2 separate regions of the Mus musculus genome follow, and region 1 is linked to region 2. Evidence: chromatin loops called from intact Hi-C (ENCODE). Cell type or tissue: heart. All regions are shown on one strand. Each heading gives the region's core, and the rest is flanking DNA. Links, peaks and the distances in the headings are about the cores only. Region 1 holds the start of Rfx1 (regulatory factor X, 1 (influences HLA class II expression)). Region 2 holds the start of Cc2d1a (coiled-coil and C2 domain containing 1A).

Region 1 (16,061 bases), core at 6,034-14,033, 81 kb before region 2:
ATGTAGTTGTGTGACAACTACAGTGACAGCCATACCAGCCCGAATCTCAGTCATTAAATTTTGCTTTTTTTTAAAGAAGTATTTTATTTATTTATTTATTTATATGAATACTCTGTCACTGTCTTTAGAAGAGGGCATCAGATCCCATTACAGATGGTTCTGAGCCACTATGTCGTTGCTGGGAATTGAACTCAGGACCTCTGGAAGAGCAGTCAGTGCTTTTAACAGCTGAGCCATCTCTCCAACCTAGTCATTAAGTTTTTATGGCCAGATCTTATCCCTGGAATATCTTATGTCTATATGCAGACACATTCACAGTGACTGGATGCAACCCAGGCTCTCATGAGTGCTATGCAGGGCTCTACCTCTTAGCCATGATCCCAGGAGCTCTACCAGTGAGCCAACTCATCCCCAGCCCCAATTATTGTTTGATCCTGAAGTCTGTGATGTTCGTTTTAGGAACCAGCCTGTATCTCAGTCTTGCGCCTCATTATATAATTAACAAAAATGCTCTGCCTTCTGTGATGAATTATCACCCAGAAAGACTGTCTGGTTTACATCCCCTACTTCGGCCTCACGTAGCCCAGGCTGGCCTCAGATTCATTATACAGCCAAAGATGGTCTTAAACTCCGAATCTTCCTTTCTCCACCTCGACAGTGCTGGAATTCAGGACTCTTCATTAGACCTGATTTTTGAGATGCTGGCACTAGAACATTTGGCGTCGTGTAAGACCAGCACCATACACCTTAGCCACACCTCTAGCCCAGTCTTTGTGAACCCCAGTGTACCAAGAGCCAGCCAACTTCCTGACTCATCTGCACATGGGGAGATGGGTTTTGATTTCCTTTCTAGACCAAGTGTAAAAGCACACATGTCTGTCACAGAGTAGTCTAGAAGCCTAAGGCAAAATTGTGAGTTCCAGCCTGGCCTAGGGCTGTATAACAGGGAACATCAATGTCAATCGGTTTCTTTGTCTCAATTTCAGTGGCGTCCAGCTGCCTCTTTATAAACCGCAGGGAACACAGTTGCATCTTGTTAAGGTCTACAGGCTTTTCCTGTCCAGGAGGCTCAGTCACATGCTACTTTGTAGCTTGCACCAGGAGCTCGGGATTCTGCCTAGTGGTCTTCATGTTTCCTCTTTAAAAACATTCACATGGGGCTGAGGAGTTGGCTCAGTGGGTGAGGGGGCTCTCTGCCAAGCCTGACTCCCTGAATTCAATTCCCTGGACCCATATGGTGGAAGAAGAAAACTGATTCCTACAAATTGATCTCTGATCTCCACACATGTGCTGAAGCATGTTTGAACCCACTCTCCAAGATAAAGGAATGTTTGTTACATTTATTATTTGTGTATGTGTATTTATGGGCACACACCTGCCACAGGGATTGAATTTAGGGTGACAAGCTTGGCAGCAACTTTAACCCATTGCTTCCGCTCCTGCTGCTGCCACCGCCTCCTCTTTCTCCTCCTCCTCCTCCTCCTCCTCCTCCTCCTCCTCCTCCTCTTCTTCTCCCTCTTCTTCTCCTGTTTTACTTTTTACTATTTGTGAATTTCACATCATATACCCCAAACCCACTCAACTCCCCACCCTTTCATAACTGCCCTCTTCTCTTGCAATTCCCCAGAAGAAAACAAAAATTACAAAAATAAATTTTAAGATATAAAACAAAACAAAAATCTTGTCATGGAAGCTGTAGTATCCCAGTGCGTCCCACAGTGTCCTCCTCTGTCCACACATTTTGAAAATGTTCATTGTGATGAGTCACTGGTCTGGATGTTTAGCCTGACTCTCTTGGGTGTTGTTGCTGCCCTGTGTCTTGGAGATCCTGCAGCTTTGGATCTTCAGGACTGGCCCTTTCACATGCTCTAGTAGTTCATGGATGAGGTAGATGTTGGGGTGGGCCAACTCAAAACCCTGGATCTGGGCCTGGGAGGTAGCTGAGTTGGTCAGCCCACCAGCTCTTCCACACCAATACCAATAGGATGAGCTCCTCAGCACTGTGCCTCACCCACTGTCTTAGCCAGCAAGGTGTGGGCTGGCTTTCTGGCTCTTGTGACCTCACCATGAGGGTCAGTTTTACTGTGCTGCCCAGGCACAGTGCAGGGCCAGCTCTCCTGAGTGCCCCGGCCAGTGAGAGGCAGAGCCAGCTCTGCACAACCCTTGGATATTAACAAAGTCCCATTTGGAAATCCAGATCAGGGATATCTGCATGGCCATTAGTGGTGACATAGGCCATTGACATCAGCACAGACTCCTACCACCACATAGCTATAGACCCAGACATGGCCTTCAGTGGCAGCCCAAGCCTAGACTTCACCATGGCCTCAAGTGGCAGTGCAGGCTACTCACATCAGGCTGTTCCTCTCCAGTTTTGCCCCTCTTCACAGTGCTTAAACCATTTTGCTCTTTCCCATCTCTCCACCACATATTTGCATATCACAGTGGCTCCCGCTTCAGGTGGTACACAAGGCAGTGGACAGGCTTCCATTGTATCATCCTGGTGGCTTCTCTCTCTCTTCCTCCTCCTCCTCCCCCTCCTCCTCCTCTTCCTCCTCTTCTTCTCTCTCTTTCTTTCTTTCTTTCTTTCTTTCTTTCTTTCTTTCTTCTTTCTTTCTTTCTTTCTTTCTTTCTTTCTTTCTTTCTTTCTTTCTTTCTTTCTTTCTGAAAGAGTCTATTTAGAACCAGTACATGCCTTTAGTCCTAGGAGGCAAAGGCAGCTGGATTTCTGAGTTCAAGGCCAGCCTGGTCTACAGAAATAGTTTTCCAGGACAGCCAAGGCTACAAATTCAGAGAGATCTGCCCGACTCATCCTCCTGAGTGTTAAGATTAACATGTGCCCCACAGCCAGCCTTTTGTTCTGTGTCTTTTTATTTATTGACCCAAGAACATCTTACTCTAAAAGTGAGCTCACTCTTTTTTTTTTTTTAAAGATTTATTTATTTATTTATTACATGTAAGTACACTGTAGCTGTCTTCAGACCCTCCAGAAGAGGGAGTCAGATCTCATTACGGATGGTTGTGAGCCACCATGTGGTTGCTGGGATTTGAACTTCGGACCTTCAGAAGAGCAGTCGGGTGCTCTTACCCACTGAGCCATCTCACCAGCCCAAAAGTGAGCTCACTCTTAAATGTTGTGTGTAGTGTTTATGTATGTGTGGGTGCGAGTGACTACCATGTGCATATAATAGAAGGCCTGAAGAGGGTGCTGGATCCTCTGGAGCTGGAGTCACAGGTCACCATGGGTCTTTTTGCTAGAGCAAGTAAGTGCTCTTAACTACTAAGCCATTTCTCTCCTACCCAATGATTATACTGCCAGCTGTCTGTGGGTTTTGTTGCTGTTTGTTTTTAAAGACTTACTTCTATTATTGTTAATCATGCATATGGTTGTGTGCTCATGAGTGCAGGTGCCCACAGAGTCCAGGAGAGGGCATCTGATCCCTAGAGCTGGCTTCACAGGTGGTGTGTGTAGGTCCTGGGAACTAAACCCTGGCCTTCCAGAGGAGCAAGACATGCTCTTTACCGATGAGCTATCTCTCTATTCCTGTTTGGATTATTTTCTTTCTGTGCTGAACCTAGGATGCTATATACGCTAGGTAAGTGCATACCACTCAGCTGTACTTCCAACCATTATTTCATCTTTCTAGTCTCTCAGGAATGGGTGACTAGAATGGGCGAACCTAAATTGTTCCCAGCCTCCTGCCTTATGAAACACCCTTTCTGATGACTGGAGAGATGGCTTAGCAGTTAAGAGCACTTAGTGGCTCACAGTTGTCTATAACTCCATTTCTAGGAGATCTGTTAGTCTCTCTTGGCCTCTACAGGCAGGAAGCATAAACATGATACGTAGACATACATACAAAAAACTCAATCTTGGTCTGGCAAGATGGCTCAGTGGTTAAGAGCACCGACTGCTCTTCTGAAGGTCCTGAGTTCAAATCCCAGCAACCACATGGTGGCTCACAACCATCCATAATGAGATCTGATGCCCTCTTCTGGAATATCTGGACAGCTACAGTGTACTTACATACAATAAATAAATAAATAAATAAATAAATAAATAAATAAATAAATAAATAAATAAATAAATAAATCTAAAAATATATATATAAAAACAAATCTTTTTTAAAAATTCAAAGCATCTTTAATTGGCACAAAACTTCGTGTGTGTAAACACTGGAGTAGGACTATCCTTGTCCTAATTCTCCCAAGAAGAAAGTTCTAGCTTACACAGTAAAAGCATAGAGTGAAGGTGCCCTGCACCAGGCTTTGGTTCTATCCCTAGCAAGCATGTGAATGCAGCACTTGAGAGGCTGAGGCTATTGGACTGAGAGTGTCACTTTAGCAAAGCTACAAAGAAAGCCAAGGCCAGAGGAGAGAGGAGCTTATCTGTCTTGGCCAGGGCACCCAAGCTCAACCTTCCAGTTGTTCTATCTTCTTTGGGCAGTGGCTTTACACTGGTTATAATCTTCCCATCTCAGGTATTGAGCAAAGATGTCTATGGGAATCTTTGCCTGTCACAACTGAGGTGGGCTGGAGGTAGGCAGGGCTCCACATATGTGTATCAGGATAGCACCCCGCCTTGAAAAAGGGTTTCCCATGAAACATCAGCAATGCTGTTAGCTGTTCGAGGAGTTCCCACTTGAGTGAAGATTAAAATTTTGTCTACTATATCACCCAACACTCTGGGTTTATTTGTTGCTGCCGTTTCTCCTCTTTTCTTCTTTATGTTTCCATGTGTGAGTTCATGCATGTGTGTATTGTGTGACACCATTTCTTTGGGGATAACAAGAAATATATACTCCCTCCAGATAAGGAACAGGTGACAGACCAAAATAAGGATGCCACCAACATCCAACTTTGTAAATCGAGTTTTATTGGGGTTACTCAAAGGAGTAAGGTTACTCACAGAAGCAGAAATAACTCAAGAGACAGTTGCATCATGAAATGCCCACCCCAGCCGAGCAGTGGTGGCACACGCCTTTAATCTCAGTACTTGGGAGGCAGAGGCAGGCAGATTTCTGAGTTTGAGGCCAGCCTAGTCTACAGAGTGAGTTCCATGACAGCCAGGGCTACAGAGTAACCCTGTCTCAAAAAAAAAAAAAAAAAAAAAAGAAAAGAAAAGAAAAGAAAAGAAAAGAAAAGAAAAGAAAAGAAAAGAAAAGAAAAGAAAAGAAAAGAAAAGAAAAGAAAAGAAATGTCCACCCCAGCATGAATTACAGATCACAACACTGGGAACTTGAAGCATTCTGTAGTCTGTAGGAAGTGCAGCAGGTGGGAGAGCATCGTTTCCAGGCACCTGGGCTTCTCTCTGCTTCTTTCAGGTGGCTTAGTTTTTTTTTTGTTGTTGTTTGTTTTTCTTAAGACAGGGCTTCTCTGCAGGGCAGTGGTGGCGCACACCTTTAATCCCAGCACTTGGGAGGCAGAGGCAGACAGAATTCTGAGTTCAAGTCCAGCCTGGTCTACAGACTGAGTTCCAGGACATCCAGGGCTACACAGAGAAACCCTGTCTCCAAAAACCCAACCCTCCCCCCCCCCCCCCAAAAAAAAAAAAGACAGGGCTTCTCTATATAGCCCTGGCTGTCCTGGAGCTCACTATGTAGACTAGGCTGGCCTGGAACCCAGAGATCCTCTTGCCTCTGAATCCCAAGTGCAGGGATTAAAGGTATGCGTCACCATGCCTAGCTCATGGTCTTTAATTTCCTAGTTTTGTGTGTGCCTGGGTGCATGTATATGCACTGTGTGGGTTGCAGGAGCTCCTGGAATTCAGAAGAGGCCATGAGAAGCCCTGGAACTGGAGTTACAGGTGTTCGGTAAGCTGCCATGTAGGTGCTAGGTACCAAAACCATGTCTTTTGTAAGAGCAGAAAATGCTCTTAACTGCTGAGCATCTTCCTAGCCCCTCCTTTAGTCTGAGATTATCTCTTAGCTGTCCTTACTACTTATATAAGTTTGGGGAAGGAAGAACCTAGAGAATCTGATCAGTTTCAGGGACTTCCTGAAGCCCTTGAGTTGCTTACTTTCACAAAGATGAAATAAATGTTTTACTTTCTCTTAAAACAGTTTCTTTTCTTTCATTTAAAAAAACCTTTCATTGTTACACATTTTTAGAGTCAGCCTGATGGTTACTCTTGGTTGCCAACTTGGCTACATCTTTAATCGACTAAAACCCAAGTGACTGAGTACACCTGTGAGGAACTTTTTTTTTTCCTAATTAAATCACTTTAAGTGACTTCCCACTTTAAAAAACAAAAACAAAACAGACAAACAAACCCCAAGGTGTCTCTATTTGCTCTGGCTTTCCCAGAACTCTTTTTATAGACTAGGCCTATCTCTGGCTTCGAGTGCTCATTAAAGGTGTGCAGCATCACACCTGGCTGGGAAGATCACTTTTAATCCAATACTCTGAGGTATAAATATAAATCCAGATTTTTTGAGGTCAAAAGATCGACCTTTCATCTGGGCCACAGCTGTTGGGGTTTGGTTCTATTGCTTTGCTTTAGTTCTTATTTCGGCTCCCAAAAAGCTGAGCTTCCAGGCCTGAGGGTCTCTGCCCCCAGCTGGCTTCTAATGATAATAAAGAATTGTCATACAGCCAATGGCTGGGCAGAAAGATGGAGGCATGACTTTTAGAGGGGCCAGGAGAGAGAGCAGAGAATAGCAGAAAAGATAAAACTTAAAGGTTGACAGCATGTAAGAATCCAGGAAAGTGGCCCTAGAGGCCACTTCCCAGTTGGGTCTGGACTAGCAGAGATGAAATATAGACTTTAAAAGATATTAACTCAGGAATACTGGAGGGGGGTTGTTTTGTTAGCTATGGGGAGGATTAGAAATGCCCAGCCATTGGCCAGTCAAGGCATATATCAAAATTAGCCTGTGTGTCTATGACTTTCATTCTCTAATCCAGAGGGCCCTGACTGGTGGCTGGAAGAGCAACCCACTAGGAGCCAAAGTGGTTTAACTAATTCACCACTGCACACAGCTTCTGATGGCTGCTTATATAAAGGATGTAGAAGAAGGAAGCTCTCATTCTTCACCTGCTTGCTCTTGTTCACTGTCAAATCCATTCCTTCACTGGCATTAGAGCCTACTTCTTCAGGAATCTAATGTTTACTGAAGACCAACTGAGACCAACAACTACTGGATTCTTAGACCTTTTTTGTTTTGTTTTGTTTTGTCTTGTTTTTTGAGAGTGTTTCTCTGTATAGCCCTGGCTGTCCTGGAACTCACTTTGTAGACCAGGCTGTCCTCGAACTCAGAAATCTGCCTGCCTCTGCCTCCCGAGTGCTGGGATTAAAAAAGGTGTGTGCCACCATACCTGGCCTCTTAGACCTTTCATTGGCTGACAAACATTGTTGGTCTAGTTGGACCACAGCCTGTAAGGCATTCTAAGAAATCCCATTATATATATATATATTCTCTAGATAACCCAAATATAGACAGGGTCTCACTATCCTGGAACTCCTCATGTAGATCAGGCTGGCCTTGAATTGAAAATATAAGAGATCTGCCTGTCTCTCTGCTTCTTGAGTGCTGGGATTAAAGGTATGTACCACCATGTCAGGCTAGAACACTTTATTGATTAATCTCTCTTTTAACATCCATCCTGTGCTTTAAAAAAACTTTCTTCCAAGATGCAAGGTTGTAATCTGCTACCCAACAGCGTTCAGGCGCAGGAGTATGTGTGTGTTCAAATGGAGGGCAGAGGGCACCACTGGCTGTCAGTCCCCACGCATGCTTCTCAGTGGCATGGAGCTCAATGACTCGGTGAGCTGGCCATCAAGCCTTAAGAACCCTCCGCTCTTCACTTTTCCGGGACTGACATCACATTCAGATCCGCTTATTCACAAGGCAAGGGATTTATCCACTGAGACTTCCCTCACATCCCTTTTTTTCATGTTGGAGATAAATCCAGGCCTTGAGCATGCCAGGCAAGCTCTCTACCACCGAGTCAAGCTCCAGACCAATGCCTTCTTGTCACTCTCTAATTTGTGTCCCCACCCCCTCCACTTCCTGTGAACTGGTGCACCAGCTGTGTGGGCGAGAGGCTCGAACCAGGCCCATGTTCTGGCCGGGTGTGTCACCAGAAAACCACTATGAACTTCCTTTTTCAGTTGAAGAAATTCTTTCTGGCCTCGATTCTGCCTGTTTCAGAGTTCAGGGTCTTCTGGGAGCTGGGGAATGATGGGAAGTACAACCAAGTCTTCTAGGTCCCTTCGCACAAGCATTCTTCCTGTAATCTGGAAACTCAAGTCTTCACAGAAGTGGCAGTGGGGTACGAGTGAAGCTCCCCTGCCAGCTGAGGTGTGCTTCTGTGCCCTCTGGCCTGGATGTCTTTCAGTGCTTGTGGGTTCTTGGGACTGGGAACAGCTGTGTTTCCTTCTGCTGAAGCTCACACTTGTGACATGGGAAGCCTGACCAGGGACACAGCTGGGTGCTGCATCTCCAGGTGCAGGTGGGGCAACCCTATTCCTTGGAGCCACCATGTATGTGTTCACCTGTCACCAGGGAGAATGCTTTAGTTGCTTGGGATGTTGCATCTCTGTAGAATTGCCCGGTAACCAGGTGCATCCACCAGATGTGGGCATCCTCTTTTATTTTTGCAATTCCCTGTCTCATCTTGTTTTGTGGTATGGAGATGGAACTTCTGGTCTCAATTATGCCTTCTACATGTCCAACCCCTCAGTGGGGTATTCTGAGACTATCCTACAGCTGGGCCACAGATAGAGCCTGTATGGTAGACTTCAGGCAGGTGTTCTGTTGGTGAGCTACATATGTTCTCACTTTTTTTTTAAACTTTTAAAAGCATGTTAAGAACAATTACATTTTTTTTTACGTGTACTGGTATTTTGCCTGCATGTATATCTGTGCAACATGTCTGTGTCTGGTGTCCTCAGAAGCCAGAAGAGGGTGTCAGATTCCCTGAAACTGGAGTTACAGGTGGTTGTGAGCCCAAATTGCCTTGTAGATTCTGGAAACTAGTGATCTTAACTATTTGAGATTATTCTCGACCCCTTCCTCTTACTTTTATGTTAACAACAGCTCTCACATAGGCTGGCCTCAAATGTTCCATCTTCCTGCCTTGGACTGCAGAGTGGTCCAGGCCTTCCTTCTACTAGGTTTTGTGGTGCATGCCCCACGCCCCACATTTTGAGGGGCTCTCCTCAGAAAATAATGGTCACAGAAGCCTCTTTCTCCCTTCTCTCTTTTCCAGTTAGAGCAACTACAGGGCCTGTCTAAAGCATGACTCTGTTTATTGAGGTTCTGACATTATAGGTAAGACAAAGGTAGACACTTGTCTGTTTCTACATGTATAATTCTGGACTTTGCATATGAGAAGTATGGGGATTGGGCTCAGAAAGGTGGAGTCACTTTGTCCATATAACACAGCAGAGCTGGAATGAAGGCTCCAAGCTTTGAGCCTTTCTCCATCCCCAACTCTATAGGTTTTGGGGTGGCAAAACTTAAGGTGTGGTGGTACACCCCTGTAATCTCTAGTGCTAGGAGGTGGTCACCATCAACTTCAGAGGTGGTTTGGAGCCAGCCCTGCCTCTAAAACTTTGTCTCAAAAAAACCCAAAAAACAAAACCAAAAAAAAAAAAAACCCAAAAAACAAAAAACATCGTTTTGAGCTGGGACTTGCTCTATAGCTCAGTTCTAAGCAATCTATCTGCCTCAGCCTGCAAAGCAGCTGTGTCTACATGGCCACTCTACCCATCTTGGACATTTTTGTACATTTTTTAAGTAGACAATAGGCTATTAATCAATTGGTAAAGCGAAAGTGGTTACTATAAAGGAACTAATTAACATATTCATCATCTCTCTCACAGTTATTTATATTCCCTAGTGGAAAAAGCAGTTAGAATCTCATTTAGAAAAGAATCCTGACTCAATAAACAAAAATATTTGAACACAGAGCCACTTTCCCCTAACCTAGGTGCCAGCAGAATGACTGCATTTGTTTGACATTTGGTTCTCCGTGCGTCTTCTTTTTCCCATTAATTGATATTTTAAAAAACTGCTTTAGAATATTATCTTGATGATTAATTTCTGAGCTCGAAGCACTCACTCCCTTCGGAGCTATTTCTGTTTCACCTTCTCCGGCTGCAACTGACCTATCTCTTGGGGAAACTGAGGCCCGGAGCGGCGGGGAGCACTGGGGATAAACGCCGCTGACCTTTGCTTATCGTCTTCTCATTAAATGTCTGCTGGCCAGAGACCTTTTCACTGCCTGAGTGGCCGAGATAGCGGCGCGGCCAGGCTGTGACCTTTCCGGGGCTCCGACTAGAATCGTACCAGCCGATTTCTCTCAACCCTCTTGGACCAAGAGAACGCGCCTGTGAAGTCAACGAATTCCGAGTTCGGCCTCCGCCGCTGACGTCACAGAAGGGCAGCACAGAGTCGCTGCGTTCCTTGGGGGACATGAGCGCCAGAGGCAAGAGAGTGGCCCAGCAAGGAGGAAGTCTTGAGGTTTTCATCGGTACGTAGGACCGAACTACAACTCCCGACGCCCCGTGGACCTGTGCAAGAGAGCGCGACAAACTTTTGGACGAGATTGATCTCTCGTTAGTCCAACCAGAGAGCCGACTTTGGAGCGGCATCCCACCCCCTTGTAATTCTCAGGGCTGCTTCCTCGCGCGAGTGACGGGCTTCGCTTGCCTTTTAGGGTTTAGCTTTCTCTGACGGACGTCCGAACTGAGGAATCGGAGCTCGGTGAAGTCGAGAGGGTACTGAAAAGCGTGGATGGTAGCCAATAGCATGCTGGAAGCGCCCAGCGCCGTCCAATCGCTGCCCTGGAGGTCCGCCCTGGCGTGTGACGTAGTAGGGTGGGTAGCAACAGTTGCCCCGGTGAGGGAAACGGAGGCGCCATAGCCACGGTAGTCGTGGCGACCAAGCAACCCAGCAACGCCAGTCAACAACAACAACTGCGGCCGCCCCCCACCCCCACGCCCCCGGCCCGGCCTGGGGACCCCGGCGCGCTCGGTCCCCTCTGCACAGCGCCCACGCACCTCCTCAAAGCCTTCCGCGGACACAAGTGCGGAGAAGCCGAGGTAACCGGGGCAGCGCCCGGCAAGCTGGGCGCGCCGGGGCGGGCGGCCGGGCCCGCGCAGCGCCTGTCGCTTGAGTACAGTCCTGAGGGAAGGGGCGGGCGGTCAAAATGGCGGCGGCGAGTGTCGGGACTGTGGGGGAGGGGGCCGGGGTTCGGCCGGGGCGACACCACCCGCCCCCGGACCCGCAGCCCGGCCCCCGCGAGGGGCGGGTGCTCGCAGGCCGCGGGCGAGTGGAGGTCGGGCGGCTGGGGCGGGGGGCGCTTTTATGTGTCGGGAGGTGCGGGGAGGCGGGTCTGCGGAGGCTGGACCAATGACAGCGCGCGGAGGCGGGGCGAGACTGGGAGGTGGGCGGGGCCTGGCGTTTCTCCGCCCTCAGAGTCGGGTGCGGCCGCCGACACTGGGACTGTCCGGGTGTTCCGGATGAGGAGCAGCAGCTTGGGGTGCATACCTGCCTGAGAATTAGAACCCGGATGTGCAACTATTCCATCTCGGACCTTTGTTTTTCTTTCTATAAAATGGGAAGAATTGTGGCCATCTCCTTCTGTATAGTTAACTCTAAAATTCCTCCAAAGAATTTCCCTAGGGTTCACCCTTGAATCTTACACCACACCGGTCTACTGTTTATCAATGAGACTTGATAACTTGTTTGTGTTGATTGCAAAGTGACCCTCACTCTTAAACCCCAGAGGATGTGAAGAGATGGCCAAGTTTCAATAAGATTGGCTTTAATTTGGGGGATTTAGTTGTCAGAAGTTGAATCTCCTCCTGGAGAGATGTGATCTTTGGCCAGAGATGTAGAGGATCCCAAATTGTTCTCTGGTGTGCTGTCTCATCCCTAGGTTGGTGCCGGTATCGGGCACTTGTTTCTGGTGATTGGGGGTTTCTCCGTAGCTATTAAGGTGGTCACCTGTGGAAACAGCAAGCCAGTGGAGCTGTCTTAGATTCCTCAAGCCACATCTCTTGGCCAGTCAGTCAGTCAGGCCAGTATCAAGAGGGTCACATGTCATAAGGTGGTACAGGTCCCACGCGCCAGGAGCCGGTATAGCATCAGAGGCAAGGAGAGACATTTGTTAGTGCAGGACCTTCGTGTGTTGTGTGTGTGTGTGTGTGTGTGTGTGTGTGTGTGTGTGTGTGTAGGGGGTGTGTAGGGGGTGTCCCAGAACTCCATCAGCCATGGCAGTTCTTATTGGCTGCATGGGCAGCCAGGTCGTTGCACTTGGCACTGGCATACACTGCAGCCCTCTTAAGGGGGTCGACTTTTCCATTGGAAATTAAGCAAGGAAACAAGGACTCCCAGTTGTAGGGACTTTTCCTACACCCGTCAAAGGGTCTTCAAGTTCAAGGCTATGAGGATTAACTTTGAGGAAGATGCTGGCTGGAGTTAGCTAGGTTGCTTTTTAAAAAAAGCCTTCACCTCCTATCAGGGAAGGCCGACCTTGGAGCAGAAAGTGATGGCATTGATTCTGTGACTGCTTTGGCCTCGTCCTTTCCAGTAATTGTCACAGTTGAAGGGCTCAGAAGGGTCATTTGGCTGGGGAAGATTGGCACTGCCTGAGCTTTTTATAATTCTACCTGTGTGTTCTTGAGTGAATCCAGTCACTGGGGGAGGGGGGGTGTCCATATGCTCTCATCTAGAGACACAAATCGTTTTAACTTCACGTTACTGTGTGTATCTCCCAAAATATGTCACATACTAAACATCAAATACACAGTGGTGTTCAAGTGATGTCAGCTGCCGTTAAGATGACGGTCACTTCCTGTCCAGTCGTCGGAATTAGCTGTTGGTGTTGTTTTATCATTTTGTCAGAGAGAGACGCCTGTTGCTGTGAGCTGACAGGAGGAAGCTCTAGTAAGGAGTTCAGCTCTCTTGTTTTCCGGGAATTGAACCTAAGACGCCCCCAGACTAAGCACAGGCTCTGCTCTGAGCTATTCACCCAGCCCTCAGTATACCTTTTACATGTAAAGCATCTACATTTATTTCCTTATTTCATGTGTCTGTGTCTACATGAGCACACGTGGGTCGCACAGCATTCTTGTGGAGCGGGGGACAGCTAGTGGGGGTCGGCTCTGTCCTTCCAGCATTCAGTCCATGGGTCTGAACGTGTTTACTTAGTAGCAGGTACCTTTTCCATGCTAAGTTACCTTAGTGGCCCCTTTACTTTTTATTTTGAGACATGGCCCTGCTAAGTTGTCCAGGGAGGCCTTAAACTTGTGAGCTTCTTTGGATTCCTAAGTAGCTAGGATGACAGGTCTGTGTCACCAAGCCAGACATAGAGTTGTACTTTCTGTGGAGAAGTGTTGCCCGATCTGCTTGCCCCTGAGTGACCTTTGTTCCTGGGAGTAGCCAGAAAGAAAAGTGCTGTCTGGGAAGAGGTCTTGACTCAGCTGCCAGCTCTGTAGGTCTGAGGCAGAGCTATGGAGAAGGTGGGAAGGGGAATTCTGGAACCAGGACTCACCTTCTTCCTTGACAGCCCTGAACTAGAGAGGGTCTCTTATGTGTGGGTCCTGTTGTGCAGGGATGACAGTGCCCCAGGGTCAGCCAGCACCTGGCTGCAGCCTCCTCTGGAGTCTCAGTCGTCAGAGCATTCCCACTGGGCTTCCTTCCATAGTCGCTAGTACTGTCTTCATTCAGCTGCATACCTATGCCCAGTGCACAGAGAGAGCTGAGTGCCCGGGGGCTTGGGTTCAATGGAGAACACTTGTCTAGTGTGTGTAAGACCCAGCGTGCCATTCCTACCACTGCCAAAAAGGAAGGGGTGGTGGTGAACTTTCAGTGTATGCCCTTCATCCTAGGAGCCGTCATCCTAGGAGCTGGGAATAAAGGGTGCCTCTCTGGAGCTTGCCTTTCTAGTTCAGCAGGGAAGAGAAACTGTTAAGGAATAAAGGCAGGGCTACACAGTGGCAAGAACATTAAAGAGTGGCTTCAGAATGCATGGGGGAGGGGCACATGGTGACCAGGGGAAGTGGCCTGAATGTTAAGGAGCTAGGCTGGGCACAGGGTTAGAAGAAAATGCTAGGCAGTAGGGAAAAGAAGGTGCACAGGCCCCAAGACAGGAGGGAATAGAGTCTTATTAGACTGAGAGCCAGAGTGGCTAAAACATTGAGAGCCAGAGACCCATGGGGTCTGGAGGGACAGTCCTGAAGGCCCCACAGTCATGAGAAGGATTGTGAGTGTTGTATGTTCTCTGATGAGACGTGACACAGTCCAGGTGCTCAAGAGATCCTGCAGGCTCTGGACGTATCCCTGAGGACAGAGGCCATGGGAAGATGGAGAAGCAAGGATGCCTAAAGGAGAAGTAGCCAGCCCAGAATAGGCATGAGAACGACTGAGAAATGAGTCAGTAGAGGCCAAGGGCAGGGCGCACTAGTCCACTGGACTCCCCACTTCCCTTCAGACCCATTACCAAAACTGTCCTACAGATGCCCTGGGTACCTTTTCTCTCCCTCTCCTGTAACACCTGAATCTCACATCTGTGGCATGTCTGCCAGCTGCAGCCTGCTGCCTATGTCTTGTGATAGGATACAACCTCACCTGACTAGGCCGGGCTGGTCTGTACTGCCCTGCACTTCCAGCCATGCTGTCTGTGTATGAAAGGGAGCTAGGCATGACTTTGACAGTTGGGATGATTGGAAAAGATCAAAAGAACATTTTATAACATGAATATTTTATAAATGCCATGTCCTGTGAACAGTCATAGCATTGAAATCTGTATGGAGTTGGTTTTCTTGCCCCAAGTCTGCAACACCTGCTCAACTGTTGCTCTGTCACTGCGTTGGCAGAGTCAGCTGGGAGCCAACAGATACAGTCTGTCCACAGAAGCAAACATAGTTACACTCAGCTCTGGGAATAGGTTCAAGCATTCATGGGAAACTAGCAGTTGGCTTCACAGACCTTGGTGTGTTAGCGGTTGGTTCAGCAGCTCCTTGACAGAGCACCCAGGCAGGTTCCAATTTTCTTGTACTGCCTTCCATGAACCAAGGGTCTTATGCTCAAGTGCATGGAAGCATTCATGCCCCATCTACATGTATGATTCATCCCCCCACCCCCACCCCGAGAGCCTCAGCTTAACCTGGCTCGTGTAGGAGGGATGGCTGAGAAGGTACCCAGGAACCCTTTCCTGCCTGAGAGCCATCTAGCCCTGAGGTAGCCTGGGCTAGGTTAGGTAGTCTTGGACTTCTGGGAGGGTACTGTGAGGGACTAGCTAAAATATATTTGGGGACACTACAAATGCTGAGCTCTGTTAAGACATCTCCCCAGGGGCTGCCTATGCAGGGCATGTGTAGTTGTGAATGGATGGTAATAACACCTCTCAATGTCCAAGCTACTCACTGACTGCTACGGTGATCATAGTGGATTTTTACAGTGGCCCTGTTAGCCCAGGTCACAGATGGGTAAACTGAGGCACAGAAGTCAGTCAATGCATAATGTTTACACAAAGGTTCACGTGGGGCACATAGTGATGGCTACAAACCCTGAGCCACATTGGCTCGGATGCAACCCCTTAACATTGCCAGAAGCTGGGGTCAGTGGAAGATGTGCTGCCCTCTGTGAGGTGGCCTATGGCCTCTTCCTTCTCTGATGGGTAAACTTCCCTTGATGCTCAAGTTCTTGGCAGGGTTGGATGGGGTGGCATTGAGGCTGGCTGCTACTCTGTGTGCTACTTGGGCTCTGTAGTCTCAGTGTCTGTCTGTCTGTCTGTCTGTCTTACACACACACACACACACACACACACACACACACACACACTTACTTCCATGGGAGCACTTTTGTCTCTAGGGTCTATGTTACAGACATTCCTCAGTGCCCAGCCTTTCCTTCCTCTTTCTCTCCCTTCCTTTTTTGGGGGGGTGGGGGGAGTGGGAGTGCTGTTAAGGGAGTATCCCAGGCCTGGTGCATGCTGGGCCAGCAGCTCCACAGATCTGCATGGGAGGCTGCCATCAGCCATCCCACAGGGAGGGAGTGGAGGAGCTCCCCCAAAGCCACTCAGCTGGGCCGGTCAAGTTCAGGCTG
Region 2 (16,061 bases), core at 3,459-11,458:
TCTACAAAGTTCCTGAGTGCATAGTTATGGCTGCATGAAGAGCCGTAAGCGGGAACAAGATCAGCAAAAGGCCCAGAGGCAGGAGCAGGGGGTGGGGAGCTTGCCCTAGCACAGACCTTACCTGGGGAAACATACTTGTGGTGGGGCCTACCTAGAGGTACAGCCTACCTGGGGGCACTGGCAGCTCCGCCACATCCACAGCTCGGCCTGCCTTGTGGGCACGAATGGCGTCTTGGTATTGCTGCAGGGCACAGAGGTGTTAGGGGACCCTGAGAGAGCTCCTGAGAGCATTCATCTGGACCCCTACACACCTTGACAATTCGTTCATGCATGCGTGCCTTCCGCTGGTCACCCTTGGCCTTGGCCTGGGCTGCAGCCACATGGTACCGCTCCATTCGCTGTTCCAGAGCCTCCAGGAGGTTCCTCGGGGGTTGGGGAACCTCTGGGCCAGAAGAGGTGGGAAACAGGTTAAGGGGTGAGGGAAATGGGAGACTGGCCCAGTCTGCCCACTTCAAAGAACCTCACCAGCCTACCTGGCCTGGTGAGTGTTGAGGCAGAGGTCAAAGGTTGGGCAGCTGGCAAGGGGGGCTCTGGGGACAGCTGGTCTGGAGACGGAATACAACTCAGTGAGGGGCTTGCTTGGTTATCGTAGGCAGTAGGAGTAGAAAGGGCATGGGATAAGGTCCTCACCAGGGGGAGGGGGCAGGCGGGACAGGTCCACCAGTTCCCCACGGCTCAGGGCCTCCAAGACAGGGTCAAAGCTCTGTGAGAAAGAATGAGATGGGTAGAGGGGGCTCCTGGGTCCCCAGGGGGTGTTCTATACTCTGCCCTATGGCAGAGGACTGTCCCCTCCCTGGGGCTACCATACTGGGACACTGCTAGCTGGCAGAGGATGGCAGCTGAAGCTCTAACAGGAACAGCTGATTCTCTAGAGGAGCTAGGACGGGAGCCTGTACTTGGCCTCTGGCTCCCTCTGACAGCTGGCCCTGTCTGTGAGCTGAGACCCACCTTAGCTATTCTCAAGTGTCTGGTGGCTGTAGCAGTGTCATCCTGATGCTTGGCACGAAGGGCAGCCAGTTTGTACTCGTGCTGGAGGCTCTGCAACCGGGCTAGGGGGCTGCAGGGATCTAGAAAGAAGAACACCACACAAGAAGCCTGGGCTAAGCTCACTACACAAACTGTCTATTTGAGTCTCACAATTTGAGTCCATTTTACAGATGGAAAGCTGAGGCTCAAAGGCATGCTCTCTGCCAAGCTCACTCAGCTGTCCAGTAGCATGAGGGACATTTGTTCTGGGCATGGAGGTTTGGGGAAGCTACAATGTCTCCCCCCCCCCCCCACACTGGATTCTTGAAAGCCTAGTGAGGACTTGTTCCCATTTAATCTGTCAGTTTCCATCTTTTTTTTTTTTTTTTTTTTTTTGGTCTTTTCGAGACAGGGTTTCTCTGTAGAGCTCTGGCTGTCCTGGAACTCACTTTGTAGACCAGGCTGGCCTCGAACTCAGAAATCCGCCTGCCTCTGCCTCCCGAGTGCTGGGATTAATACAGATGGTTTTGAACCTGACCTGAGTACTGGACATCAAACCTGTGTCCTCTGAAAGAGCAGCCAGTACTCCTAACCGCTCACCAGCTCTCGGGCGCCATATTTCTTTTTTTGAGAGACATGATTGTAGACCAGGCTGGCCTTGAAACTCAAAGTGTTCTGCCTTCTAAGTACTGAGATTAAAGACATGTGCCTTCATGCCTAACCCTGCTTCTTACTTTGTAATTTACAGCAAAACACATAAAACTTACTTAGCATTGCTTTTCTTTTCTTTTTCTGTCGTTTTATGTTGGGTGGAGACGGTGGGACACATCTTTAACCTTAGTGCTCAGAGGCAAACAGAGGCAGGGAGATCTCTATGAGTGCACAGCCAGACCACAGTGTGGTCTACACAGTGAGATCTAGGACAGCCAGGGCTGCAGAGTGAGACCCTGTCTCAGGAAAGGTTTAAACAATTCTTTTATTAGTACTGTGCATGTGGAGGCCACACGGTGATTCTGTGCAGCTGACTCTCCGTCCACCTTTCCTGGGCCTCAGGGATGATCTGAGGTGTCAGGCTCCTGTGGCTGTGACTTCATCCACTTTGCCTACTTCCTTTTCTCTTTCAGAGGCAGGTCCTCCTGTGGAGCACAGGCTGCCCTCCAGATTATGGTTCTCCTGTATCAGGGCCTCGAGAGCTGGACTGATGTGTGCGGGCCGGCGCCTGATTTGCTGGAACCACGGTTTCGTGTGTGTGTGTGTGTGTGTGTGTGTGTGTTGTTAGAGGTGTGGATGTGTGCACCTGAAGAGGCCAGAGGCCAGCATCAAGTGTCTGCCTCAGCTGCTTTTTTTTGAACTTGGAGTTCAGTTATACTCCACTGTGCCAGTTTTTTACATAAGTGCTGGGATCTGAACTCATATCCTCTCGCTTATGGAGCAGGAACTTTCCTGCTGAGCCACGTCCCTAGCTGTTAACTACTTTTTCTTTCTCTTTTTCTCTTTTGAGACGAGGTTGGTTGTCCTGGAACTCACTCTGTAGACCAGGCTGTCTCAGACTCTATGATCTATCTGCCTGTGTCTGCCTCCCGAGTATTGTTAAGTGTGTCACTCCTCCTGGCTCTATTAACCACCTACGTGCACAGTTCAGCGGCATTATACACGTCCTCTCTCACCATTTGTAACTTATTTCCCCAGATTAAAACACCACCTCTATTGAAGGCTCACCTCCCATCACCGGCCCAGCAGGCCACCAGCCAGTCTGCTTCCTGTCCTCACGGATCTGACAGCCCGGGGACCCTCCTAAGACTCGAGTTAGTGTCTCTATCTTTTATAGCTTCTTCACTGAACATCATGTCCTCATAAAAACAAGAAGCAAAACCAGCCGGGCATGGGGGTGCACGCCTTTAATCCCAGCACTCAAGAGGCAGAGGCAGGTGGAGCTCTGTGAGTTTGAGGCCAGCCTGGTCTACAGAGTAAGTTCCAGGACAATCTGGGCTACACAGAGAAACCTTGTCTCACAAAACAAAAACAAACCAAAAACCGCATCATGTTCTTGTGGTTCTTATGTTAGAGCACATGCTAAAAAAGAAATTAATTCCTTTTTATGGCTAAATAGTATTCCGTTGCATGTACAGCCCACATTTTAAGGTCTCTGAAGAGACCCTGTATCACCCTGGCCCTTCCTACCATTTACCTGGGGGTAGCTGGGGCTTAGCAGAGGTGGGTGTAGTGGTAGATGGGGCCTCCAAGGTGCCGCTGGACTCTGGGGCTGGCGGGCTTACAGAAGCCAACTGGGAAGTAGCTTGGGTGTGGCTGTGCCCAGCTGCTGCTCCCTTCCCCGATGCCACAGGTGGTGGAATGTCTGCTTCATTGATGATGTTGCCCTTCTTTGCAGAGACCAGCAGGTTTTCCAGCGTCTGAAACAGGATGTGGCATGAGTCTGAGATCAAGGGTGCTGTGCTCAGTGCTCCCGGGTCCAGGCAGGACCCTAGCACCCTGCCCTTTTCCTGCTCACCTTGAGCCCCCGGTCATAGCGTCGCATCTTGGCACTGTCCCCAGCTTGCCTGGCACTCTCCAGTGCAGACTGGTAGAGGGTTAGCCTCTCCTGCAGCGTGGCCTCTACTCCTGGATTGGGGCCTGAAGGCTTCGGCTACAGGGTTGGGGGTACAATCTGGGTGTTGACCCCACTTAGGCCACCCTAGCCAACCCTTCAGAGCATGAACATGTATTTCCCTTGAACCAATCTTTGCTACCCCAAATGACAGAGCCATCACAGTCCAGAGGTAACGTGTCATGTGTAGAACGGGGGAAAGGTGGGCTTTGAACTCTGGTTGTGTGTATACGAGTGACTTATGGGAGGTATACCTGGGCCACAGGCATCAGGGGCTCCACAGCCTTCTGTTCTTCTCCAAGGACCTCATTTAGCTCTGCCTGCAGGGATACATGACCAGGGTAGGAAGTCGAGGCTGCTGGACAGGGCAGTGGGATGACACAGCCTGTCCTGCCCTGTGCTCACCAGCAGGTCCTCATCAGCCTCCACATCATCCTCGTCTGTCCCCTCCTCGTCCTCATCCAGGTCTCTCATGCAGAGCCGGGCCATCTTCTCAATGGCTTCCATTGGCAGGGGACCTGGAGGCAGAAAGAAGCCCTAGCTAGAGCAGGATCATCCCGGAGCTCTACCCACCCATCTGCATATTCGGGGCCCCAGAGAAGAGCACAGTGAGCAAGAGAGCAGATCCCGCCGGGCAGTGGTGGCGCACGCCTTTAATCCCAGCACTCGAGAGGCAGAGGCAGGCAGATCTCTGAGTTTGAGGCCAGCCTGGTCTAAAATGTGAGTTCCAGGACAGCCAGGGCTACACAGAGAAACCCTGTCTTGAAAAACAACAACCAAAAAAAGGAGAGCACATCCCCTTCCCTGAGCACTGTGGCACCCACTGTCCTGAAGCCCTTTTAGCCTGATGCCATCTTCCATCCACCATCTGCCAACCCCCTCCAAACACTCATTTCTTCCTTATCTCAGCTACGCTGCCAGACACCCCGAGTTGGAACCTCAGCTCTGCAACATTCTCACTGTATGACCTTGAGCAAGTTACTTCAGCTCCTTGGCTTCAGGATAGGGGTAACTTAACAGTGCCTCCCAGGCAGACTGTGGGGACTAAAAGTGAATTAAATTCTTGGAGCAGCAAAGCATGCAGCTGTCCCTGCCTCGTCCACAGATAACAGCACCTTCCTCCTCAGGCTTGCGCCCCATCGCCTTCTTTGCATCCTCACTCTTGTGCCTGGGGCTATAACCAAGTAAAATCAAGGCTATGGTAAAGCTTCATCAGATAAGCTAGACAACCTCAGTAAGTAGCAGGACTCCAGTGTGCAGACACAGCATGGAGACACTGGCCAGGAAGATGACTCATGCTGTAGAGGGTAGGAGATGTTATCCTGGCACTCAGAACATTGTGCAATTTGGCTTATCGATGATTCTGGAAGTTCACCATTTAATTACCCCCACCATGGATGTGGGTAGATGAAAACAAAATAAAAGCATGAAGCAAGAGGGGGCGGTATCCATGGCATCTTGTTGGCACAGTGCATGTCTTTAAGGAAATGGTATCCTGTAAAGTTCTACAAGGGCTGAATTGTCGCCGGACCGTGGTGGCACATGCCTTTAATCCCAGCACTTGGGAAGCAGAGGCAGGCGAATTTCTGAGTTCAAAGCCAGCCTGGTCTACAGAGTGAGTTCCAGGACAGCCAGGGCTACACAGAGAAACCCTATCTTGAAAAACAAACGAAAACAAACAAACAAAAAATAAATATAGGGTTGAATTGTCAAATAATGGGAACTACAACTAAGGCTGTGTTTCTCATTTACTTAGGATTTGTACGTGTGCACATGCATGGATGCACATTCGTGTGCTACAGCACATGTGTAGAGGTCAGAGGACATCTTTCAAGGGTCAGTTCTCTCCTTCCACCACGCAGGTCTCATGGACTGAACCTCAGGGATCAAACCCGGAGTTGTCAGGCTCGGGACAAGCTTCCTTGCCCACTGAGCCATCTTGCTGGTCCTCTGGTCAGGGTTTTATTAACTAATAACCTACAACCTTGCCTTCTGTGTGCTTCCATCTTAAGATTTACTGTGTTTATGAACTGTATGCACAATGAACTGGTGACCAAGGGACCTGTGGCTCCCACCTGCGTGCCACCAACTAACACACATGCTACTTTCCAAAGGCACACACTTACCATCTATGCATTGAAACACCAATCAATACTTTGCTTAGAGCCACTGTGAATAGTGAAACCACGCACATAAACTGAAAACTATGAGGAGCTGGGAAGATGGCTTTATAGTTAAGACTACATCCTGCTCCTGCAGAGGACCTGAGCTTGGGTCTCAGCACTCACATGGGGTGGCTCACAACTACTTGTAACTTCAGCTCTGGGGAATCTGACATAGTTTGCTGGCTTCCATGTGTGTCTGCACACATGTCTCTCTTTCTCTCTCACACACACACACACCAAATTCTCAACAAAGAAGAAAAACATGGCAGGAAACAGATTGGAAAAGACCCAGTTCCACCCACAGCTGACCCTGACAGGATCACCCAGAACCTAGACTCTAGGAAGGTAGGGCTCCTGTTTTCCTGCCCCATGTCCATCCCAGTGCCTAGCTCCAAGTACTGCCCACAGCAGAAGTCCCAAAGAATATGTTGAGCATCTTTCTTACCTTGGCCTTTCAGTTTCTCTAGGGCCTGGGGCTGACCCCCCACCAAAGCCAGGAATTCAGCCTCCAGCTCCTCCTCATTAATCCCATCCTCGGGGATCATCAGGCCGTCTGGGGAGAAGTCAACCAGCAGACCAAGCTACGGGAGCAACCGGGCTCCAGTTAGACCTTCCATAGACCGCTCAGGCCCAGAGACCCGTCGGGATGCTGGAACCAAATCTCTACGAGGAAGCCATTTCTTGGAGAGACCAGGAGGCTGAGGAAGACACCCTCATACAATAACGTTCTTTATGCACATGGCTCCCCAGCAGCAGAGAACGCACCAGTGTGGGACTGGAAGGTGCACTCATCATTAAAGTGCTAACCCTAACCCTAGTATGTGCAAAGCTGGGTTCCATCCCAGCATGGCAAGGAGAAAAATAAATAAATAAAAGCCACGATGACTATGACAACAGTGGGGGCAAAGTTGAAGAACTGGGTCTTTTTTATAGACCTGCCCTTCTGCTTTGGCTAGTGACCAACAAAATATGATGAGTTACATGAAATTACCCTTTCTATAGGTCCAAATTGGCCAAATCTTAGCAGTTATGCATGGCTTCACCTATTGAGTGAAGCCATTAGTCACAGAGAGCCCAAGAATCCAGCGGCCACACTCCCTCTGTTCTAGCATTTTTCCATAAATAGTCTCAGTAAGTCTTTATAACTGCCCTTTAAGGACTCTTCTAGGCTTCCATTCCACAGGTGGAAAAACTGAGGCTCCAAACTACAAATACATTCAGTCAAATGTACCTAGGTCAGGGGGAACCTGAGCACAGAGCCCTGGGATCCCTGGTTCAAAGATGGGACAAATCAAACTCCCACAGGCCCTGAATCTGGGAGTATGGCTCTGGGCCACAGTCTTGTAGGTTTTCCTGTACACCTCTGGACTGACATTTCTGTCTGGCCAGGTGCTTCATCCTTGTGACCTTGACTAGATAGATCTCTGCGCCTCCCTTATCCTTAGTGTCCTCATCTGTACAATGGGTGTAGAGTGTGGCCTGACCCAGTTAATGCAAAGGCCTGAAAAGCCGGTCTGATTGCTTTCCCTTCCCGGTTGGAAGTGCTGCAGCAACAGGTGTTCCCTGAATCTGGGGTGTGAAGCTAGAAGCTGGATGGCCCAACCCAGTAGGCCATACACCTCACCTCGGGGGCGGGGCGGAGACCAGGGTTCACCTGGTGGCGAGGATCAGGCTTTTCTGGGGGTGGGGCACTCCCCGCGAGTGTGAGGAAGGGTGGAGAGAGACTCTGAGGAAGGGTGGGCAGGTACCCCTCGGTGGGTAGAGGGGCACACACTCACCTGGCGGGCAGTGACAGCACCTCGGCCCGGGGGTGCCTGGGGTCCATTCCTCTTGTGCATCTTCCAGGCTCGAAGCCCGGACTACCAGCCCCTGCACCTTTGCCTTGCCTTGCCTCTTCACCGAAGTCGAGTCTCAGAGCTCGCGCTGTTCCTGAGCCCTGAGTCCCTCCTCCGCGCCCGGCCCCCCGGGATTCTCGAGTTTGGGCCGCCCAGCTTCCGCCTTGGCCTTCAGGAGCGCGGCGGCTGGATTCGTGGGCTCTCTAGTTAAACTACAATTCCCGGCAGTCAGAGCGTGGAGGCGCATGCGCCTAGCATAAAGTAGGGCAGAGAGAAGGCGGAGCATGCGTAAGGTGTGTAGTCGGTACTACGCGTGCGTGGGGCGTGGCCTCACGGGCGGGAAAAAGAGAGAGAGCTGCAGGTGTGAGGGCGCGGCAGTGTGACGTCTGTGGCTCCACACCGCCGCACATCGTTCTGTTAGGCTTTGTGGTGGAGTGGGTGCGGGTGTGGGTGTGGGTGTGGATGCTCCTGCTCTCCCGTCTGTGGCGCAGGTCTTCAGGAGCCGAGTCCACAGTGTCAGGCCTCAGGCCTTCCTGTCTCCCACCGCCAGTTTGCCACGCGGTCCCCGTGACTGCCTATGTGGGTATTTTCTCAGAACGTTACGCCAGTGACCTAGGCGACCTATTCCCCATCAGATCCAGGTTGACCTCGTCCCGACTAAGGACAGAGCAACTTCCATTACTGCTGTGGCCCAGGTTGGTTCTGGCTTGCCATGGGTCCCACAGTCTGAAGACATTGGCCGGAAGCCACTCCTGACGCGGGGTAGCCCTCCTAAAGTCTTGTGTGACTTTGGTGGGTCTCCAGAGACCTCTCTGAAGCTTCCAAGTACCCCATGTCCCAGATAATTAAGCTTTGGGTGTGGGTGGGGGAGAAACGTAGTTGTCTCCAACCCAGAGACTCCAGCAGATACCGTGAAGAGGACGAGATCGTTCCTTCACACAGGGAAAGGGTGTGAATGGCTACCTGGCCATGGTCCAAGGTGGCTATGACCTGTCGCCCCACCCAGTGTCCTGCTGAAGACCAGCTGACTCCCCTCATCAGGCTGCCAGATGGGCCCAGTGGAGGAGGGAGACAGGGTACAGATGGGGACATACAGTGCTGGCAACAGCTGGAGAGTTTGTTTGTTGTTTTCAGATTTCTCAGGGAAAGATAAAATGAATAAGAAGAAACAGCGGAACTCAGGTATTTGGTTTATTCAAATTGGCTTTTTATTTTATTTTTATTTTTAATTTATTTCCAGGCAGAGTTTATGTATATCCCTGGCTGTCTGTCCTAGAACTAACTCTGTAGATCAGGCCTCAAACTCAGAGACAAACCTGCCTCTGCTTCCAGAGTGCTGGGATTAAAAGTATGATTCACCACAACCTGGCCTCAAATCGGCTTTTAAAATATTTATTTGAGGTACTAGGAATGGAACATGGAGCTTCCTGCATGATAAAACACTCTACCATGAAACTACATCTCAGACCCAAGGTGACCTTTTTAAACTTTTTATGATGTTTTTGAGATGGAGGAGGGGATTCTTGCCATGTGGGCCGACTAGTTTTATGTCAGTTTGACCCAAGTCATTTGGGAAAAGGGACTCTCAATTGGGAAAATGCCTCCAAAAGATTTGCCTGTAGCCAAGAGTGTAGTGTGTTTTCTTGATTAATGATTGATGTAGGTGGGTCCAGCTCGTGGGTGTGCTGCCTGGAGGCAGGTAGTCCTAAATTACATAAGAAAGCAGTTAGCTGTGAGCAAAAGCCCGTAAACAGCATTCCTTCATATCCTTTGTGAGTTCCTGAGGTTCCTCTCCTGACTTTCTCTGGTGATGGACTATGATATAAAAGTGTAAGTGGAATAAACCCTTTCTCCCTTGACTTGCTTTTGTTCATAGTTTTATGGTTTTTATAGTTTTTATTCCAACAATAGAAATCCTAACTAAGACATCATGTAGCCCAGGCTGGCTTTGAGCTTATGATCTTCCTGTCTCAGCTTTCCAAGTGTTGGGATGATAGGCCTGCGGCACCAAGCCCAGGTGTTCTGATGCTTTGTAAATGGAATCTCAGTATGGGGCTGCAGAGGTGACTCAGTAAAGTGCTTTCCAAATAAGCATGAGGACTTGACCCCAGTGGCCAGAACTGTGTTTAAAAAGCCAGGCATGGTTGGCCCTTGTTTGTAATCCCAATGACTTGCAGGTGAACAAGTACAGCCTACTTGGCAAGTTCCAGGTCAGTGAGAGACCCCCATAAAACAAGGACGGGGCTGGGGAGATGGCTGGGTGAGTTTGGTGCTTGCTGTGTGAAAAAGAGAACTCAAGTTTGGACTCCTAACACATAAAAGCTGGGTATGGTGGTGCATGTCTGTGCCCCAGCACTAGAGATGGGAAGTGGAGACAGCTAGTCTAAACACAACAGGAACCTCCAGGTTCAGTGAGAGATCGTCTCTCAAAGACAAATAAAATTGTTTTAGAAGATACAGATGAAGAAAGATGCCTAATATTGACCTCTGACTCCACATGTTCACCTATGCTCAGGCAAGAGCACTGGCATACACATGCAGGTGAACACACACACACACACACACACACACACACACACACACTCCCCAAGGTGGAAGGCTCCTGAAGAAGGACACCAGGCATCGTGTTCTGGCCTGTACACATGTACTCCCTCCCATACGCTCTCTTGCTCAGACTGACCCTGCATTCTTCTTGGGCTCGGGTGACTCTCCTACCTTAGCTGTCTAAGTAGCTGAGACCACAATACCACCACCAAACCCGTCTCCATAGCACTTCTTTCCCCACCCCCTTACCCCTCCATAGCACTTCTTAATAGCTGCTTCTCATCAGAGCACTAATATGACAGCCTTAAGCACCTTCAAAGATAGTGAAACTTTAGTACAGGCTAGTAAGAATAATAGAAATTATGGAGAAGGCTTATCATTTAAAAAAAAAAAAAAAAGAACTTTCTAGTGTTTCCCCGAGCCTCTGATCCCAAGGCTAGGAGACCAAGAAGTTTTCCCCACTTTAGGTTTCAGGCAGAAATGATTCCTGCAGAAGGCTAATGCCAGATCATCTGGTATGTTACTATTTCTGATCTAGATCCAAAAATGTGATTAGTTGGTCTCTGTTCACTGTAATTGTGGATAAGTCTGTACCTCAGTTCCCAGTTAAGTAAGTGAGTGATAGCGAATGCACCTAGCTTGGTTTATTTTATGTTCTGCAGTGCTGGGGAGAAGCCAGGGCCTCATGCTCTGAGACAAGTGCTCTACCACTCTGATTTACCCCTAGCAGAAAGCCAGATAAAGGTACCCCTTGGTCTGTCTTCTGACTGACCCCGGTATGTTCATGGGTGCCACTGTAGCTCCCTGCCCATGTGAACTATGACTGACAGAGTGTCTCCAAGGGTAGCCCTCTCACGACCTGTTGACCTTGCCCTACCTAAATAAAAAAAAAAAAAAAAATCCACTACTGTCTGTGGGACCCATCTGCCCAAAGTGCCACCACACAACCACTATGTCACTCCATCTGTGTCCTTATCATGTGGAAGGGGATGCTCCTGGTTCCTTATATCCTAAGCTACTTATCACATGTGCGTATATCTGGATAAAATTTGTGTACCCAAGATTTTGTTTGGTGATGATATTGTATGTGGTTATGGGAGAAAGATGCATTTTTTCCCCCATAAAACTAAAAACTTGGAGTCTGCCATTTCTTGGTTTTCCCATTGCCAGCCCCTCCCCGACCAGGTCCCTGAACTTACACACCATCTCTGTTCCTGTCCCTGCATTCTGAGATTAGGGAGCCCAGGCTCTTTCTCTTTTCCCCCCTCCCATGAGAGGTCACCATTTCTCACACCAGCTGTTTTAGCAAAGGTCCAGTGGGACCTTGATGCCCGGACGTGGGGATTTTGAGAGGGCATACCCTTTCTTGTGTCTTCTATTAGAGTGAGTAGTCAGTCACATATTCTATTTTATTTTGGTTTTTTGAGACAGGGTTTCTCTGTGTAGCCCTGGCTGTCCTGGAACTCACTCTGTAGACCAGGCTGGCCTCGAACTCAGAAATCCGCCTGCCTCTGTCTCCCAAGTGCTGGGATTAAAGGCGTGCGCCACCACGCCCGGCTGTTTTTGTTTTTGTTTTTTGTTTTTTTTTTGGCTACATATTTTTAAAAAGTAAATGAATTCACCATAACTAAGTGCCATAACATGACAGAATATAAAATGTTAACATTTTAAGTCAAACAATAAAATAAAAGTCATTTTATAAGGAGTGAGGGATTGCTCAGTTAATAAAATAACCTTGTGACCATGAAGACATGAGTTCATTCCCCACAGCTCATGTAAAAGCTAGGTGTGGTGACACATGCTTGTAATCTCAGCATTGTGGTGGAGTGGCAGAGACCGGTAGACCCTTGGAACTTGATGGTCAGCCAGCCTAGCTTACTTGACAAGCTCTAGGTGAGTGGAGAAAGAATCTGTCTTAGTTACTGTTCTATCGCTGTGAGGAGTCACCATGACCAAAGCAACTTAGGAAGCATGTAACTGGGGGCTTGCTTACAGTTTCAAAGAGTGAGTCCATGGCCCTCACGGTGGGGAGCACAGCAACAGTCAGGCATCGTGGCATAGAAGCAGTTGCTGAGAGCTTACATCTTATCCATAGGCAGCAGGCCCAGGGCAGGTGGCAGGAAAGAGGGGAAGGGGAGGAGAGAGACAGACAGACAGACAGACAGACAGACAGAGTCACCAGAGACTAGGCCTGACTGTGGGCTTCTGAAACCTCCAAAAAGGATACACCTCCTAATCCTTCTCCAAACAGTTCTGTCAATAGGGACCAAGCATTCAAATAGATGAGCCAACGGCAGTTATTCTCATTCAAACCACCACAACATTTTTTTTTAAAAAACTTAAATTGTGATAATTCAATGGGTCAAAGTGCCCCAGGACCCACATGGTAAAACAACAGAACTGACTCTCACATATGCCTCCCTGATATACATATAAATAAATGTAATTTTTTTGAGACAGGGTTTCTCTGTGTAGCCTTAGCTATCCTGGAACTCACTCTGTAAATCAAGCTGGCCTCAAACTCACAAAGATCTGCCAGCTTCTGCCTCCTGAGTGCTCGGATTAAAGGCGTGCACCACCACCCAGCATAAAATAAAATGACTACATTTATTTACTAATTAAGCTTTTTGTTTCTTAAGTGCCAGGGATGGGCCCAGGCCTGGGACATGCAAGCAAGCCACCTTAGTATCTTGGCTCCTGTTTGCCTGGGAGGGGGAATCTAGCTAGCTCCTTTGTGGGTGATGGTCGTAGATATTTTTATTTTCATATTGGGGAAGGCTATGAGGGAAGATGCTGTGACTAGTAAGTAGCAGCCAGGGCCACCGCTCCAAATGTACAGTTCCCAAGACAGCCCTTATAACACAGTGTCCCAGCCCAGTGTTCCCGTGAGAATAGCTGTGCATGAGAATTCTGACTGGACAGTCCAGCAGCACTCACTTGTTTGTAGTGCTGGGGGCATGGCTCAGCTGCAGAATGCTCAAGCACCTTGTTCTTTTAGACTTAAAAAACTGTCCTGTCAGTTATGCTGGCAGCACTTGGGAGTCTGAGCAATTTGAGGCTAGCCTAGATCACATAGTTGAAAAAAGCCAAACTTCATTTTGAAGTAATTTGGGGGTTACTCATAAGTCTCAGAAATAGTTTGAGGAATCCTATCTTCTCTTCTCTAGCTTCCCCAGTGTTAATATCTAATGGAATATAAGGGCAGTGGTAAAACTATTAAGGACAGGAAACCAACTTTATTACTACTACTTTAATCCTCTGCTGTGTACAGCTGGTCTCACTCAGGACTCCTACTCTTAACAGGATCCACAATGCTTTCTGGAGTGTTTGCATAGCAAGTACCAGTAGACTCAATCCCTGGATGACTAAGAGTACTGAGCAGGATATAAATGATATGTAAATCGCTATATTACTTAGGGAGGTGGTCAGGAAATGTCTCTACATGGTTAATATAGGTGCATTTTTTTCTCTCCATCTGTGTGGTTGGTTAAACCTGTAAATGAGGAACCTATAGCTACAGAAAACTTTTCACACTCAAATCCTAGAAAGGTTCTCCTGTTTGTTCTCTCTCTCTCTCTCACTCACTCACACACACATACACACACACACACACACACAGAGAGAGAGAGAGAGAGAGGTGTGTGTGTGTGTGTGTGTATGTGTGTGTGAGTGAGTGAGAGAGAGAGAGAGAGAGAGAGAGGTGGATGTCTTAGTGGGTATGCATTGAGGCCAGATGGTGGCATCAGATGTTTTTCTCCATAGCTCTCCACGTTACTTTTGAGACAGGGTCTTTCACTGAACCTGAAGTTCCTCAATTCAGTACAGCTGTTTTCATCTCCATTCCACCTCTGAAAACTGGGGTTATAGACATATAAATGATACATGATTAGCTTGGCTTTTACTGGGGATCCAAACTCAAGTCCTTATATTTGCATGACAGCCACTTTTCAGACAGCCATCTCCCTAACCCCTGTGTTTTACTGAATACAACCACCTCATAGTACACATGCTGACTTACCAATTCTGGTTTGTTGTTGTTTGGTTGGTTTTTAATACTGTTTCACTGTGTAGCCCTGGCTATCCTGGAACTTGCACTGTAGACCAGGCTGGCTTAGAACTCACAGAGATCTGCCTGCCTCTGCCTCCTGAGTACTGGGATCAAAGGCCTGCACCACCACCACCCAGTTTCAGTTCTGTTTTTTAGTTCCCAGTATATCACAGAGGGCTTTGCCTGCTGACAATGTAAAACTTCTTCCTTGAGAACCCCGGAGTGTAGCTGAGTGGTGAAACATTTGTCTGGTATATGTAAGAAAGGCCCTGGTATCAAGTAATTTAAAAAACAAAACAAAATAAAACTTTTTCTCCACTTGAAAATAATAGTAAACCCAGCTCAGTTGGTAGAATACTTGTGTAACATATGTGGAGCTCTGTGTTCTATCTCCAGTACCACATAAACCAGGAGGGGTAGTGGACAGCTGTAATCTCCGCACTGGGGACCTGGAGGCAGAAGGGTCAGAAGTTCAAGATCACCCTCAGCTACATAGTGAGTTTCTGGCCAGTTTAGCTACATAAGTGCCTGTCATTGCCACACTCCCCCAAAAGAAAAACAACAACAACAACAAAAAACTTCCCAGGTAAAAACCAAAAACTTAAAGCATGCACACACCAAAAGAGGAGAAAAAAATCCCTTGGAATTGGAATTATAGGCAGCTGTCATGGGTGCTGGAAACCCAACCCAGGCCCCTCCTGGAAAAGAGCAGGAATGCTCTAGCTCCTCACCCTATGCTTTTGTGGGTTGTTTGGTTTGTCTGGATGATGATGATGATGACGATGACGATGACGATGACGATGACGATGTGGTCCAGTCTAGAAGAGGATTTGTGTTACATGAGGTACTGCAGCTTCCCGGTTACTAAGGCTTAAAAACACTGTCTTTCCTTGGGGATGGCTGAACTATTTATTTATTTATTTCTGAGACAAGCTCTTACTGTGTAGCTTGCTGGTGCTCAATATGCAGATTGTGCTGGCCTTGCCTACCTCTGGTGGCATTAAAGGTATATCATCAACATTGGTCATGAGGGAGGATGTCACCACCCCGGACATGAGAATTGTACTCATTCTTTTTTTTTCTTTTTTTTTTTTTGAGACAGGGTTTCTCTGTGTAGCCAAATTGTACTCATTCTTCCCTCAGTGAGACAAAAGTGATCAACAGCTCATACTTGTTTTGTGTAGAGTGCCCATGCCACTTGGAGGCACAGGGATTTCTCTGACTTCGAGGAGAAAACCGAAAACAGCTGGGACCATAGCATGAGGACCATGGCAGGTTACCTCTCTTGGCTTTGGACTGCACATCCCTAGAGACCTTTTTCTGTGTTCCCCTATATGGGGTAGACAAGTAGGAAGAAGGTTCTGGCATGTGGTGAAAACAGGCCCTTTGCGTCCTGCATCTCCAGTTTTTAGTGTGGAACATGAGGTTCTACCTCATTCGATTTGAGTCAGTCCTGTGGAAGACTGATCGTACAAAGCACTGTTCACAGCTGTTGATGCTTTGCCTTTTATTTTTGGTACATATGTCCATTGAAACAGCCAAGCAAGCTGGTGTTTGGGATCAATCTCAGGCAACCAACCAAGCAAAGCTATTTATTTATGCCTTTTGTGGCAGAGTGAGAGGCAGAAGCATAAACATCTGTAGAATGTCCTGGGCCACAGTGCTGTTTAGAGCAAGCACCTGTGGGAGGAGAGCCTGGCAACAGTGGAGCAGAAGATGGAAGACACCAGTGCACTGGACACCCACAGGGTCTTAGGTCAGTGTGTGTCGTGGACACGGTTCAGCAAGTGTACAGCAATAGAGGAGCAGAAAGTACTGGAGAGCTGGGGCAGAGCTTA

What was found. A loop is a pair of places that touch in the nucleus more often than their neighbours do. Peaks named below come from ENCODE experiments on the same cell type or tissue, not always from the same donor. Only the 100,000 strongest peaks of a DNase experiment are listed, where the experiment ranks them.
Region 1: a loop joins it to region 2, with 2.0 times the contacts of the local background. A loop is called at or near these places in 4 of 42 quality-filtered maps.

Annotation. Positions count from the first base shown.
Region 1 is chr8:84,055,999-84,072,059 of GRCm38, forward strand. Rfx1 (regulatory factor X, 1 (influences HLA class II expression)) reads left to right here and starts at 10,838. Exons shown (of 21, transcript NM_009055.4): 1 at 10,838-11,050. In heart, for the core only: no CTCF peak of the experiment used is centred there; DNase peaks (open chromatin) are centred at 8,023, 8,421, 10,703, 11,353 and 1 weaker place; H3K4me3 peaks cover 2,920 bases; H3K27ac peaks cover 2,947 bases.
Region 2 is chr8:84,140,073-84,156,133 of GRCm38, forward strand. It overlaps Cc2d1a (coiled-coil and C2 domain containing 1A), which reads right to left and starts at 7,845. Exons shown (of 29, transcript NM_145970.2): 1 at 7,575-7,845; 2 at 6,242-6,377; 3 at 4,037-4,149; 4 at 3,886-3,951; 5 at 3,536-3,670; 6 at 3,215-3,437; 7 at 1,009-1,127; 8 at 691-763; 9 at 534-605; 10 at 312-442; 11 at 169-241. The coding sequence starts at 7,634. 4930432K21Rik (RIKEN cDNA 4930432K21 gene) reads left to right here and starts at 7,966. Exons shown (of 9, transcript NM_029045.2): 1 at 7,966-8,326; 2 at 8,766-8,813. The coding sequence starts at 8,786. It also overlaps a transcript of Podnl1 not described here. In heart, for the core only: no CTCF peak of the experiment used is centred there; DNase peaks (open chromatin) are centred at 6,447 and 7,879; H3K4me3 peaks cover 1,709 bases; H3K27ac peaks cover 1,447 bases.